Linked DNA regions of Homo sapiens: region 1 is linked to region 2. The links are chromatin contacts, found by Hi-C in ENCODE. All regions are on one chromosome and are shown on one strand. The core of a region is the stretch at or near the end of the contact, and the rest is flanking DNA. Distances in the headings are between cores, read along the strand shown. Region 1 overlaps ERRFI1-DT (ERRFI1 divergent transcript). Region 2 holds the start of RERE-AS1 (RERE antisense RNA 1).

Region 1 (5,782 bases), core at 2,022-4,521, 330 kb before region 2:
ACACGGTTTGAGCAGTATAAACCCTGAAGAGCCATAAAAGCAAAATCTAAATATCAGGGATTATTGAAGGGAAGGAAGAGGGAAGCTGCAGGGTCAGCGTGAGGCTGGAAGTGGAGGCATGGAACAGGGAAGCTGGGAGATGCAACCTCAGTCTGGCAAATCATTATAGACTCTAACCATCAGCATGGTGGAGACCAACTGGTCCCTCCTGCCAGTTGCGTATCTTGAACTCTTCAGGTATGTAACTGATAAATGGCAGCTAGGGTTTCTCAACGCCTCATCCACTCGGAGCCATCTAATCTCCGTCAACACGGTCAGATGTCTGGTTCCTGCTGCTTGGCCTTATTTCCACGGGCTGTCCATGTCAGCATGGAAGTGAGCACTCGTGCAGCTTTGGTGGAGAATAAAGGTCATGTACATACGTGCTCATTTCTAAATGAGCTGTAATTATATTTGCATCTCAGGACTCCATGACTCACCTCTGCCCTTATTAACTCCACCCAGTGATCTGCCTCTTGCATTCAAAGATGAAGTCACTCCATCCACTTCACTTTTCAAATCTTGGCAGAGCTTTCATGATGATTTTTTTCTTTGAAAGGAATCCAAAAGTTTGGATACCAAACTTTCAGAGCCATCAAGGGCTCCTAGGGAGACGCGTCCATCCCCAAATGTGAGGTGTGTTGTGTTGTGTGTTTCTTGCTGAGACATGGTGAGCTCCTCCACATCAGAGGGCAAAGTGCCCATGGGCAGCAAATGTGCTTGTCACGTTGAACTTTAACCAAAGATCAAAAAGCATGGCGGAGATTCGAGTTTCTTAATCTAAGTCGGTTTAAACTCCTGGTGAGAGGGGAGAAGCAAAACAAATATGAGCGTGACATCCTGCTTTTAGCGCTGAGAGCCGTGGTTCACAGGAAAAGGCTGTGAATCAGAAGGGGCCAAGAGCTCATCCTCTGGTCAGCACAAGCGATGTTTTCCACAAGGGAATGAGCCGAAGTGAAGAAGGCAGAAAAACACTGGAATCCCTTAAAATGCCTTGTTGTAAACACACGTCTCAAGTATTTGTTGAGTATTTACTATGGTGAGGAGATTGTCTTAAGTGCAAAGAAGACATAGTTTCTGCTCTTTTGGATTTACATTAGACAGTTACTAAGATAAATGGGAGGATCTGGAGATGAGGATTTTTCATTGTTTGTGGATGTGGGAAGCAGTCTTCACAGATGCAGTATTGGAGACCAGTATCCTTGGTAACAATGGTGAAATTATTTATTTTCTCTAAAAAATTGTGATTTTTAAAATACTTTAACTATCAGATACTAGAAACATAAAATAATGATTCCCAGTTGCTAAGATTCATATCGGCTAAACATTCACGAGGTTCCTATAACATGCCCTCACATACCTTACCTTATTCCGTGACCGCAACAACTTTGTGAGATCGTTTTATCACCCCCATTTTACAGATGAGGAAACTGAGTCTTGGAGAGGTCAAATAACCTCCCCAACCTCCTACTAGTAAGTGGCAGAACAGGGATCAAAACCCCAGGTCTTCTAGTCATAAATTCTCTGCCTTCCACTCTATCAAAGCTGCCCCATGAGGAAAAAACACCTAAAATTGACTCATCTCTATGCCTATGGAAAAAACCTACCTAACCCCTGAAGTCAAGGAAACTTAAAATTCTCCTGCCAGATAGACTTCAGCGCTGAAGGACTTTAGGTTTCAGAATCCCTTCTTATACACCACTCCCACTTTGGGGTCTAATGAGGCTACCACATGAAATCTATCAAGCAAATCTGAGATTTTCAGGGCAAATTGAAAAATCCATAATGTTTACATGGTCTAGATAAATTGTTATTGTTTATTTATATTCCAATTTCCTAAGAACTGATAGTAAAACTATCCTTACATGAACATGAAGAAAATTTCCAACACTCCAATATTATTTGTATCTACCTGTACTATCTCCAAGCTTTCCAGTTGAAAAATATAAAATCTGTGTTACTATTGGCCTCTGTCCCTTATTCCTGGACCTGGGCGTTAGCCTAGAGTCGCTCTGAAGTTAATGATTAAAATCTTTGAGTGGACATTCTCCACCGTTTCTTGGAAGCATTCTTGAGTTACCCGTTAGTTTCCAGTCTTAAACAGAGAAATACAGATACCACCTATTGGTAATGGTTTTTAGATCATGAATCTCCTTGTGGGATTACTTTGGAACATCTCCCCGCTCTTTATCGGCAGGCCGGATGGTGAAGGTCACTTCATCCTTTATCAGATTGTTATTCAACCACAATCCTTCTTTCAAGGATTCAGAAATACACAGGTTTCTACTAAAAGAAACGTCCATATCTTTAACCAATGCCTGTTTCTAGCACATTTCTCTAAGCGTAATTCTTTTTATCATCCAGATTCTTATGATTCATTCAAAAGAAATTTAGAGCCAAATCTGGCTTTTAAGCAAATATTTCTAACAAACTGACCTATTTTAGTATCACTCACCATAAGGTTATTTCAGGATGGTGAATGACAATATGCCAATGAACAGCAGAGGCTACCTTTTTTGATTCCTAAACAACCAGATTTTGTGAGACTACGTTTTTCTTCAGTGATTCATAATCAGTTTTGCAATTTGAAAGCAGTTTATGAGTCATTCAGTTTATGAATTTGTTGTCACTTCCTTAGAAAAGGGCTCCCTTTCCTTATAGCTTTTCAAGTTTAATTCAGTCGCCTGAAAGCTTTCATTTAACCTCAGTTTTTTCTGCTCCATGAAGAAAAACGATGTTATATATCCATTTTACTGTTACTATCAGGTAAGAAGGCCTAGGGACTAGTGACATCAATTCCACGAGCCATCAGTGTCCTGGGCTTTTAATTCACAGAAGAATGGATAGTTGTAATGAAAAAAAAATCTTATAAAAATACCAGTCCTGTTTTCTAAGTTTTAAATACAGATTCTCTGTTTTTAGTTATCTTGTTTCTGCTTCCCAATGCAATAAACTCTAGCCACCTGCAGGACTGCTGGATATTCTGATCTCTCCCTAGGATGAAAGAGCCACTTTAACTGGAAATCTTTACAACAAAACACCCTCAACTATTCAAGGAAGAAATTCGGTAGACTTCCATGCACGAGGCCTTTGAGAAGAGAAAATAGGCCCTCGTTCAGGCCCAGACAGATCATTGACAGCGTTTTTGGATTCCTTTTTTGATCAGGAAATTAGATCAACATCCTTATAGGGAAAGGTTCATTTGGGGCACAGGTGGGGCTCTTTAGTTAAAGTGTCTACTTCTCAGTCCATATTAGGCAACAGGAACTGCCTGAAAGGCACTTATTTTTCATTCTGTGTCATTCAACCATAAATGACTCAGTTCTGATATTATTTACCAAGCTCCTGTTGAACTCATAGGAGAGGCAGCTGTGCAGCACTCGTAATGCTAATCTTAATATAGTCTCAGCAGGGTATGCAGTCAGTGAGAAGTAAGACGGGTCATTTTTCCTTAAGATCATATTAATTAACTAGCTGACTCATCTCCCAGGAACTGGATTGAGTCCTCAAAATGCTTCATTTCTAAAATCATGGAGGCTTAATCTAAGTAATTTTACTGTCATCTGGTAAAGCTTATTAAAGCTTAAGGGTTTTTTTTAAAAGGCACACTTGAAAACTTAGAGGATTAGAGAAACTAAGGTAATTTTAGTAGCAGCAATGAGTATTTCATTTTTAACATTTAAACATTAATCTGGCATTCTGAAAGGCCTGAGATCTTATTGCTTCTTAAAATAGGCTTTGTTTTTTAGAGCAGTTTTAGGTTCACAGCAAAATTGAATGGAGAGTTCCCATATACTCCCTGCCCACGCAGGCACAGACTCCCCACTGCCAGTGTGCTGTACCGTAGTGATAAATTTGCTGCAATTGATTAACTCGCATTGGCACATCAGTATCACCCGAAGTCCACAGTTTACATTAGAGTTCACTCTTGGTGTTGTACATTCTATGGATTTTGACAAATGGATAAAAACACTTATCTACCATTATAGTATCATACAGAATAGTTTCACCGTCTTAAAAATCCTCTGTGCTTACCCACTCAGATCTTATTTTTAGTTTCAAAGTTAATGATCTAAATATGAGAACTGAAATCTGCAAATTTAAAAAAGCACAAGAACCCAAGTGTTTAACTTAAAATCAATGGTTCTTAAAAATCATTAATATAATGTAAAAATACTAAATATTAAATTTCAACATTAATCTTGAGATTTAATTAATTCAAAACATATGTCTGAAATGTACCTTTGCAGTAGCCATGAAAAAAATGTGTTACCTAAGTAAATAGTTTAAGTGTCTGAGAAACTTTTGGCCAAGGGACTGCAGTCACTATTGCTAATTCCCTGCTATCTGGAACTTAGCTACAATTAAGCAAATAAACAACAACAACAAAGGACAGAAAAATCTCTGAAAAATCCCCCCAAATTAGGAAAATAAGCAACACAGTTCTTTTCTTTTCTTTTTTTTTTTTTTTTTTTTGAGATGGAGTCTCTCTCTGTCACCCAGGCCGGAGTGCAGTGGCATGGTCTTGGCTCACTGAAACCTCCACCTCCTGGGTTGAAGCAATTCTCCTGCCTCGGCCTCCAGAGTAGCTGGGATTACAGGCATGTGCCACCATGCCTGGCTAATTTTTTTGGTATTTTTAGTACAGACAGGGTTTCACCATATTGGCCAGGCTGGTCTCGAACTCCTGACCTTGTGATCCACCAGCCTCAGCCTCCTAAAGTGCTAGGATTACAGGCATGAGCCACTGCACCCGGCCCAGCAACACATTTCTAAATAATTCATGAGTCAAAGAAGAAATTACAATGGAAATTAGAAAATATTTGAACTGAATGAAAATGAAAACACAATTTATCTAAATTTGTGACATGCAGCTAAAGTGGTGCTTAGAGGAAAGTTTATAGCAGCATTAAATACATATATTGGAAAAAAAGAAAGGTCTAAAATTAATGATCTAATCTCCTACCTTAAGAGACTAAAAAAAGAAGAGCAAATTAAACCAAATATAAGCATAAATAAAGATAAGAGTGAAAACTAATGAAAGAGAAGATGATAAAACAATAGAGAAAAATCAGTAAAATCAATAGCTAGTACTTTGAAAAGATTAATAAAAGTTATACCCCCTAGCCAGACTGATCAAGAAAAAAAAAAAGAGGAAAAACACAAATTACCAAAATCAGGAATGAAAGGCCATCACCATAGATCCTACAGACATAAACAGATTATAAGGGGATATTTTGAATAAATTGATGCCAATAAATTTCAAAATTTAAAGGAAATAGAAAATTTCTTTGAAAGATAAAAATTACTAAAACTGATTTGAGAAGAAATAGAAAATCTTAGTAGCCTTATATCTATTAAGGAAATTATTATTAGTTACTATTATTATTTTGAGACAGATTCTCACTCTGTCACCCAGGCTGGAGTGCAGTGGCATGATCTCAGCTCACTGCAACCTCTGCCTCCTGGGTTCAAGCGATTCTCCTGCCTCAGCCTCCCAGGTAGCTGGAATTACAGGTGCCTGCTACCATGCCTGGCTAATTTTTGTATTTTTAGTAGAGACGGGGTTTTGCCATGTTGCCCATGCTGGTCTCAAACTCATGGCCTCAAGTGATCCCCCGCCTCGGCTTCCCAAAGTGCTGGGATTACAGGCATGAGCCACCACGCCCGGCCTATTAAAGAAATTAAATTTGTAATTTAAAAACTTCTGACTAAAAAGATACCAGGCCCAGATGGCTTCAAT
Region 2 (6,352 bases), core at 1,147-3,646:
GAGTTAAAACTCCTCTTCAAAACAGAGCAACATTGAAAAATGGAAAAAATCCCCCAGAACTCAAAGTATAATAAGCCACAAACCTCTGGTTTGGTTGATGATTTCTGCCAATTACCAAATTCAAACTAGTGATAAAATGCTATTTCCTATTCCAGCCACTATGTTTAAAATTTGATGTTAACTCTCCAACAATCCTTCCCCCACAACTAACCCTCTGTTCCCAAAGACCTTTCTGTTCTCAGAGTTACAACAGAAGTCTATGTTCTCCAGGCGGATAAGCATAATCTGTCACTTTACTATCTAAAAATTATGAACTCAAATTAAAAGTCAAGGGAGTAAAACGGAGAGAATTCTGGAGGCCAGCCCGAGTCTGAGCACAGCGCAGGGTTAAAGGAAACCATTTCATAAGATCAAATGTGGAGAGGCAGCAGGAGCAAAGAGGAAAAAATCAAGTTACATAAAGTCCAATTGTACTCACTGTTTCCTTATTGGGAAGCAGCTCCTTTCTAATTCTGAAGAAGTTCTTCCCGTACTGCCTGAGTCCCTTAACGAAGCGTTTCTGTGATAAAAAGAAACAAATGGGATGTAAAAACCAAAAACAAAACAGGATGTCAGCAAAGCAAAGATATCTACAATCAGCAGAATAACAACCACAAAAAAAGTCTCGGCTAGGGAATACTGCCGAGGCTCGGAGAGTATGTCAGCAGCTCAGCTGGGACCCACTGGCCAGGGCAGGCCCCAGCTACCTTCATCAGAACCCCAATCCCACCCACCACGCAGGGCAGCGCGTTTAAGAGAAGGACGTCCTGCGTCTGAGGCTAAGAAGCAATCTGTCCCCCTCTTCCACCAGGCACACATTCTGGTGCACGAAGGTATAAATATGCTCCATGTTTTAATAAAACACAACTGCTTTCCCACCTGAGAACCAAGCTTCCCAGAAGTGTCGAGCAGAAAGGGGAAACAGAACCAAACCCGGTGACTCTTCTCCAGAAGGGAACCCTAGGGGGTTAAAAGGCCGCTTTCCTTAATCCAAAGAATTTGCCAGGAGGCACCGGAAGGCACCAGTATCACAGAAGCCCACCGGGAACACGAAAGCCAGCGGGCCTGCCCCACCGTCCGTCATTAAAAGCCACTCCGAGACACCAGAGAATAACCAGCACCCCTTCCGCCCTCCCGACGCCACTCGCCGCCCCCATCCATTTTCGCAGCAGACTCGTCCCTAACCCCAGCCCGGAGACTTTCACTTTGTCCCATGCCTCCCGAGCACCCCTCCCCGCCCCGGTGGGGGCAGCTCCTGGCTCCGAGCCCCCACCTCGGGGCTCCCAGCCTGGTCCCGGGCGGCCGACCCCAGCAGCCACAGGTAAGCGCCCGGGGTCCGGGGCGGCAAGAGGCCGTCGCCTGTCACTGGGCTCCGGCTCCACAAAGCGCAGGGCGGAGGCGGCCGCGGGTGGCTCGGCGTGTGACCGCGGCGGGGCCGCGCGGCGCGGGGCCCGGGGGGCGCGGGGCTGGGGCCGCCGCTGACGGGGGAGGAGGCAGGAGCGCGGCGCGCAGAGCCCGGCGCGGCCGCGGGCGGCTGCAAAAGGCGGCCTGGATTGCCGCCGCCCTCCTGTCCGCCAGCCGGGGCCCCGCGCCCCGGCCCCGGCCCCGCCCCCGGCCCGACCCCCACCCCGAGGCCGGAGCCTCCAGGGCACCCGGCGCTGGAATCTGTGTCCTCCTTCCGGACAGGAGAACATCAAGGCGGTAAAGCACAGAAACTTCCTCCCTACCGCAGCAAGCGTGGGGAGAGGGCGCCCACAGGGCTGGGGCCCTTCCCAGGCTGCTGGGTCTCCAGCCCACGTTCCGGATGGACGAAGTCGGCTGCGCCCCGGCCGCACGCCCTCCGCCCCAACCCCGCCTCAGCTGCGAAACGGGGGGCTGGCCCCGACGCCCCCCGCGGTCCCTTCCGGCCCGCGATTGTGGGCGGCCTCTCCCTGGCGGCCCAGGCATTAGCCTGCACTTCCCCGGCCGCCGCTTCACAACTAAATCACCGCGGAAGCTTCCCAGCCAATAAATCACCTGCCCACCGGGCAGAGGGTCCCTCCCACTCCCTGTGTTTGAGACCCGCCAGGCGGATTCAGTGAAGGGCCAGACTTAGCCTTTTAAGACCAGTCTGCAACCTCCTACTCCAGTAGTGGAGGCTTTGCGTTTTTGAATTTCACCCTTGCTGAGATATGACTCATCATTGTCAATTTTCAATATAATTCATACAGTTCGAAGGGAAAATCTCTCAAGGCACAAGAAAGCAGCAAGCTCTCCTCTAGTGTGAGGAGTGACCTTTGTTACTTGACAAAAGTATCGTTTATATGATCAACAGGCATCCTACGCTGTGTGCACACAGCATATCACCGGGAGAGACGGCACGGAAAGATGGCCCTGCCCTCAAGGAGCTGCAGTCTGCCCAGGAAGGCAGACAGGTAAACAAACCAGTCCTAGGGCCTGCAAGAAAAGCAGCAGAGGAACAAAGGGTGGTGGGTGAAGCTAGGAAGAGGAAGCAACTTACTCTGCTTGCTGATGTCTTAGAGGAAGTGACAAGGAAGAGTGTGAGCCTGCCAGGTGGGCTCCAGCAGGGCTTCCAGCAGAAGTCAGCCAGGAAAAGGCACAGGGAACATTCTGGGAACTGCAAGGAGGACAGGGTGTGCAGAATGGAGTGCCAGCAGATAAGACGAAAGAGGCAGGCAAGGATCCGGTTGCAGAGAGCCCTTCAGGCCGCACGGAAGAGTTCCTAATTGTAGGCTGGCAGAAAGGCTGAAGCTGGAGCTTTCCATGAAAAGACTGGATGAGGACTGTGCCAGTGGCAGTGTGGCCTAAGTGTAGATTAGGGACAGACCAGTTAAAGAGGCTGCTGACACAGTTCAGGTATGAGATGAGGACCTCAACTACTGGCACACTCCACCTCAGTAATCAGAATTCCTGCCGCTTAATCCATTCTTCAAGTATTCAGGTATTTACTGAGCACCTAGCTGAGAGGGGTCTAGGAAGATAATAAAGGTTGCCATGGACCTTTACTGAACTGTGATTCATTTTTGCACGTAAGATAAGTATGTGTGAAGTCATTACAGAACATTCTGAGATGTCATCTGGCCAAGCATAAAGAAGTGAGGTGCAGCTCATCAGTGCAGCAAGGGACCCAAGAAGGCTAGACTGCAGTGGTCTGTAGTAGTTCAGAATGCCTTCGCCAAGGCAGTGACATCAGCGAGATCACAAGGGGTGGGCAACTATTGCAGGGGTGGGAGGTGGCTTGGTGACCGGGCCCTCCGTGAAGGTCAGAGGTGGAGAATGGGAGGTGGGTTACAGGGGACAGTCTACACAGACTTGGGGCGGGCAATCTGGAGTGAGCCAGGCTGTGGAACGCCAGGACCATGCAATCGGAACGTGGGCTTGATACCAAGTGACATCTAACAGGTCCAGTAAAAGAGGCCTACACAATAAAGGCAGCATGTGAGAAAGGCTGACTCTGGAACATCAGGGTAAGGTGGCAGAGTTGGACAAACAAATTCAGATCCTGTTTCTTCCATTTATTGTGATGCAATCCTTTGAACATCATCCATTCAACCAATAGTTACTAAGTACCTACTATATGCCAGGAGCCTCATATATATTAATTCGAAATCTTTACAACCTAAGAAGAAGTACAATTATTATCCCCATTTTACAGACAAGGAAGCTGAGGCACAGATAGGTAACTAGATCAACTCCTCAGAGACAAAGCCAGAATTCAAACTTAAGCCCCCTCAAATCCTCAGAGCCACACTCTGTAAAATGCAGGCAGGCGTCTACAGTGGTAACTATTTTCTGTTACCATTTTCTATGAGTCTGTACTTTCCTCTTCTCGGGTCCAATGTCAAATCATAAAGTCCTCAGTATTCTTCCTAAGAAGTGTCTTTCAGCCGGGCGCGGTGGCTCATGCCTGTAATCCTAGCACTTTGGGAGGCTGAGGCGGGCAGACCACAAGGCCAGGAGATCGAGACCATCCTGGCTAACACAGTGAAACCCCGTCTCTACTAAAAATACAAAAAATTAGCTGGGCATGGTGGTGGGCGCCTGTAGTCCCAGCTACTGGGGAGGCTGAGGCAGGAGAATGGCGTCAACCCGGGAGGCGCAGCTTGCAGTGAGCCGAAATTGCGCCACTGCACTCCAGCCTGGGCGACAGAGACTCTGTCTCAAAAAAAAAAAAAAAAAAAGTGTCTTTCAACGCCCTCCTTTCCTGCTCATGCTAGTGGCAGTCCCAGGCCAGACCTTTATCTCTCTTTCCTAATAACTAGGCTATTAACCATCTCCCCCATCCAGCCATTTAAAAGCCTCTGCCAAGGAATTTTTCCCAACTATAGATTTCATCCTGAGTCCCACTTTATCTGGCCCTTAGCCCCTACCTAAGAACAGCATGGTGGTCTCTGCAGGACAGTGTTTACACTCCTTAGCCCTGAATTCAAGGCCCTCCAGGATCCTGGCCCTGCCCACCTTTCCAGCCAGATGTCCAGTAATGCCAACTGGCCCACACTGGGGGACCTCTGTCTCAACTCCAGAATCTGGGTAAGGCATCTCCACGTTCACCTCAAAATCTCTCCTACTCCCAAATGAAACCAGATGTCCAGTTACTCTCTCATTAGTTTATTTATTTGTATAAGGCCTGCTTACCCAAAAAGTCCATAAACTCTTAAAATAATTACATCTTACACCTAGTGCCTCCATATAACACTAGGCAGTTGATGCTCACCACATTTTTTGTCTCCTTTAAAAATTATTTATTTATTAACGATGAGGTCTCACTATATTGCCCAGGCTGGTCTCAAACTCCTGGCCTCAAGCAATCCTCCCGCTTTGACCTCCCAAAGTGTTGAGATTACAGGTGTGAGTCACCGCACCCGGACAAGTGAAACCAACCATGAGATGCTGAGGGCCTGGGCTAGGGTGGTCACAGTGGAAATGGACTGTTGAAAGCCAGAAGGTCCATTTTGAACTCTCCTAACAGAGCTGACCTCTTGCTCCATGATGCCAAACTCTCCTAGTTTTGCTCATACCACTTGGCCTAATTCTCTACTCAACCTCTAAATGCTGGAGTCTCCCCAAAGCTTTGTCCTAGGGCTTTCTGCTATATATATCCTCTCCCCATATGATCTCCACTGTTCCCTTGGCTCTAAATATCTTTCGAGATTGTCACTGGTATTTCTAAGACTAAATCTATGGTCCAAGTCCACTGGGAACACTCAACTTGAACGTTTCACAGGTATCTCAAACTAATTACTTCCAGAAATAGGAATTTGACATCTGGTGGTGAACACAGACCTACCACAGCTGTCAATGTATGTCAATATAATGCTATCAAGAGCAAAAGCACCCTTGGCCCCACTTTAAAAAAAAAAAAAAAAAAAAAAGGAAGTAAAAGCTTCATGTGGCCTGTACTGTTACTTCTCTATGGAAAGCCACAAGGCCTCAAAACCAGCAAAACATCTGCTTCTCAGAGACCAGCCTTTAGCTTGTGGTTTACCAGAAATGTAGAGTAGCCCTGAAAATCGAAACAAAGACGACCACTCACAGTAGTCAATGATTGGAAGGGGTCACACGTGAAAGAGACTTCTGTTGCGGCTGTCTCCTTTCCCTCTATAAATTCATCGCTCTTCAAATGAAGACCCCGAAGTTTTTAAGACTTTAACAATTAACACTATTGACTTATAAATCAACAGGCCCTATAAGCCTCTAAATGCAAGTTCATGGAGACAGTCTGTTTCTTAAGAGTCTTCTAGTTGTTGAGCTGAAATTCGGCATTTCCAGTGCTGAAATTCAAGGTCTCATGAATTATTTCTGTGTCCATTAGTTTTTCTATCACTCCCAGTGTATAGATATTAGAATAGCAGGATGCCAAGGGTAAAGGAGGAAGGAAATATAGAAGGCAAGTCACTGACTTGGCCACTGCTGCCAGCGCTGGGCAGCTCTGCTGTTTATGCTCCCCAGCTCATAGCCTGCCCACTCTCAGACGCACGAACTGAGCGTCTTGAGATGTTGGCACTTGTTTCTCTGGTGTGTTCATGCCCAACCAACCCAACTAGGTGCTGCTCCTTGGAAACATAAAACAAGTCCTTTTCTGTTTGTGTACCCCCATAGCCAGGTGAGATCCAAATATAAATAAATATTTATGGCAAGGAGATTGTTGCTTTGTGTTACAACTTACGTTTATGATTTTGTGCTCTAATTTTTAGATAAACTGCTATAGTTTTCCACTATTGAGCTGAATTTCGTATCACCATCAAAAGTTACCTACCTACAAGTCCCTAGTAGAGAAAATTTAACTTCTGGCTTTAAAAAAGTAAGTTACCTG

What was found. A loop is a pair of places that touch in the nucleus more often than their neighbours do. Pooled maps may share reads with other maps.
Region 1: a loop to region 2 is called in a pooled map, with 6 times the contacts of the local background. The contact joins the enhancer-like site here to the promoter of RERE-AS1 in region 2. A Hi-C loop is called at or near these places in 4 of 37 single-sample maps with no recorded cell type and 6 of 50 pooled maps.

What each region holds. Positions count from the first base shown.
Region 1 is chr1:8,094,225-8,100,006 of GRCh38, forward strand. All of the region lies in intron 2 of ERRFI1-DT (ERRFI1 divergent transcript), which reads left to right. Among named protein-coding and RNA genes, the nearest start is that of ERRFI1-DT, 71 kb to the left of the region's middle. RefSeq lists enhancers at 245-1,444, 2,457-3,656, 3,022-3,071. Within about 2 kb of position 3,272, at least 18 of the 41 ENCODE cell types and tissues checked have a DNase peak (open chromatin) inside an H3K27ac peak, as active enhancers do.
Region 2 is chr1:8,422,249-8,428,600 of GRCh38, forward strand. It overlaps RERE-AS1 (RERE antisense RNA 1), which reads left to right and starts at 2,397. Exons shown (of 4, transcript NR_125999.1): 1 at 2,397-2,453; 2 at 6,234-6,340. RERE (arginine-glutamic acid dipeptide repeats) reads right to left here. Exons shown (of 23, transcript NM_001042681.2): 12 at 479-559. RefSeq lists silencers at 1,197-1,536, 1,847-1,986 and an enhancer at 5,515-5,754.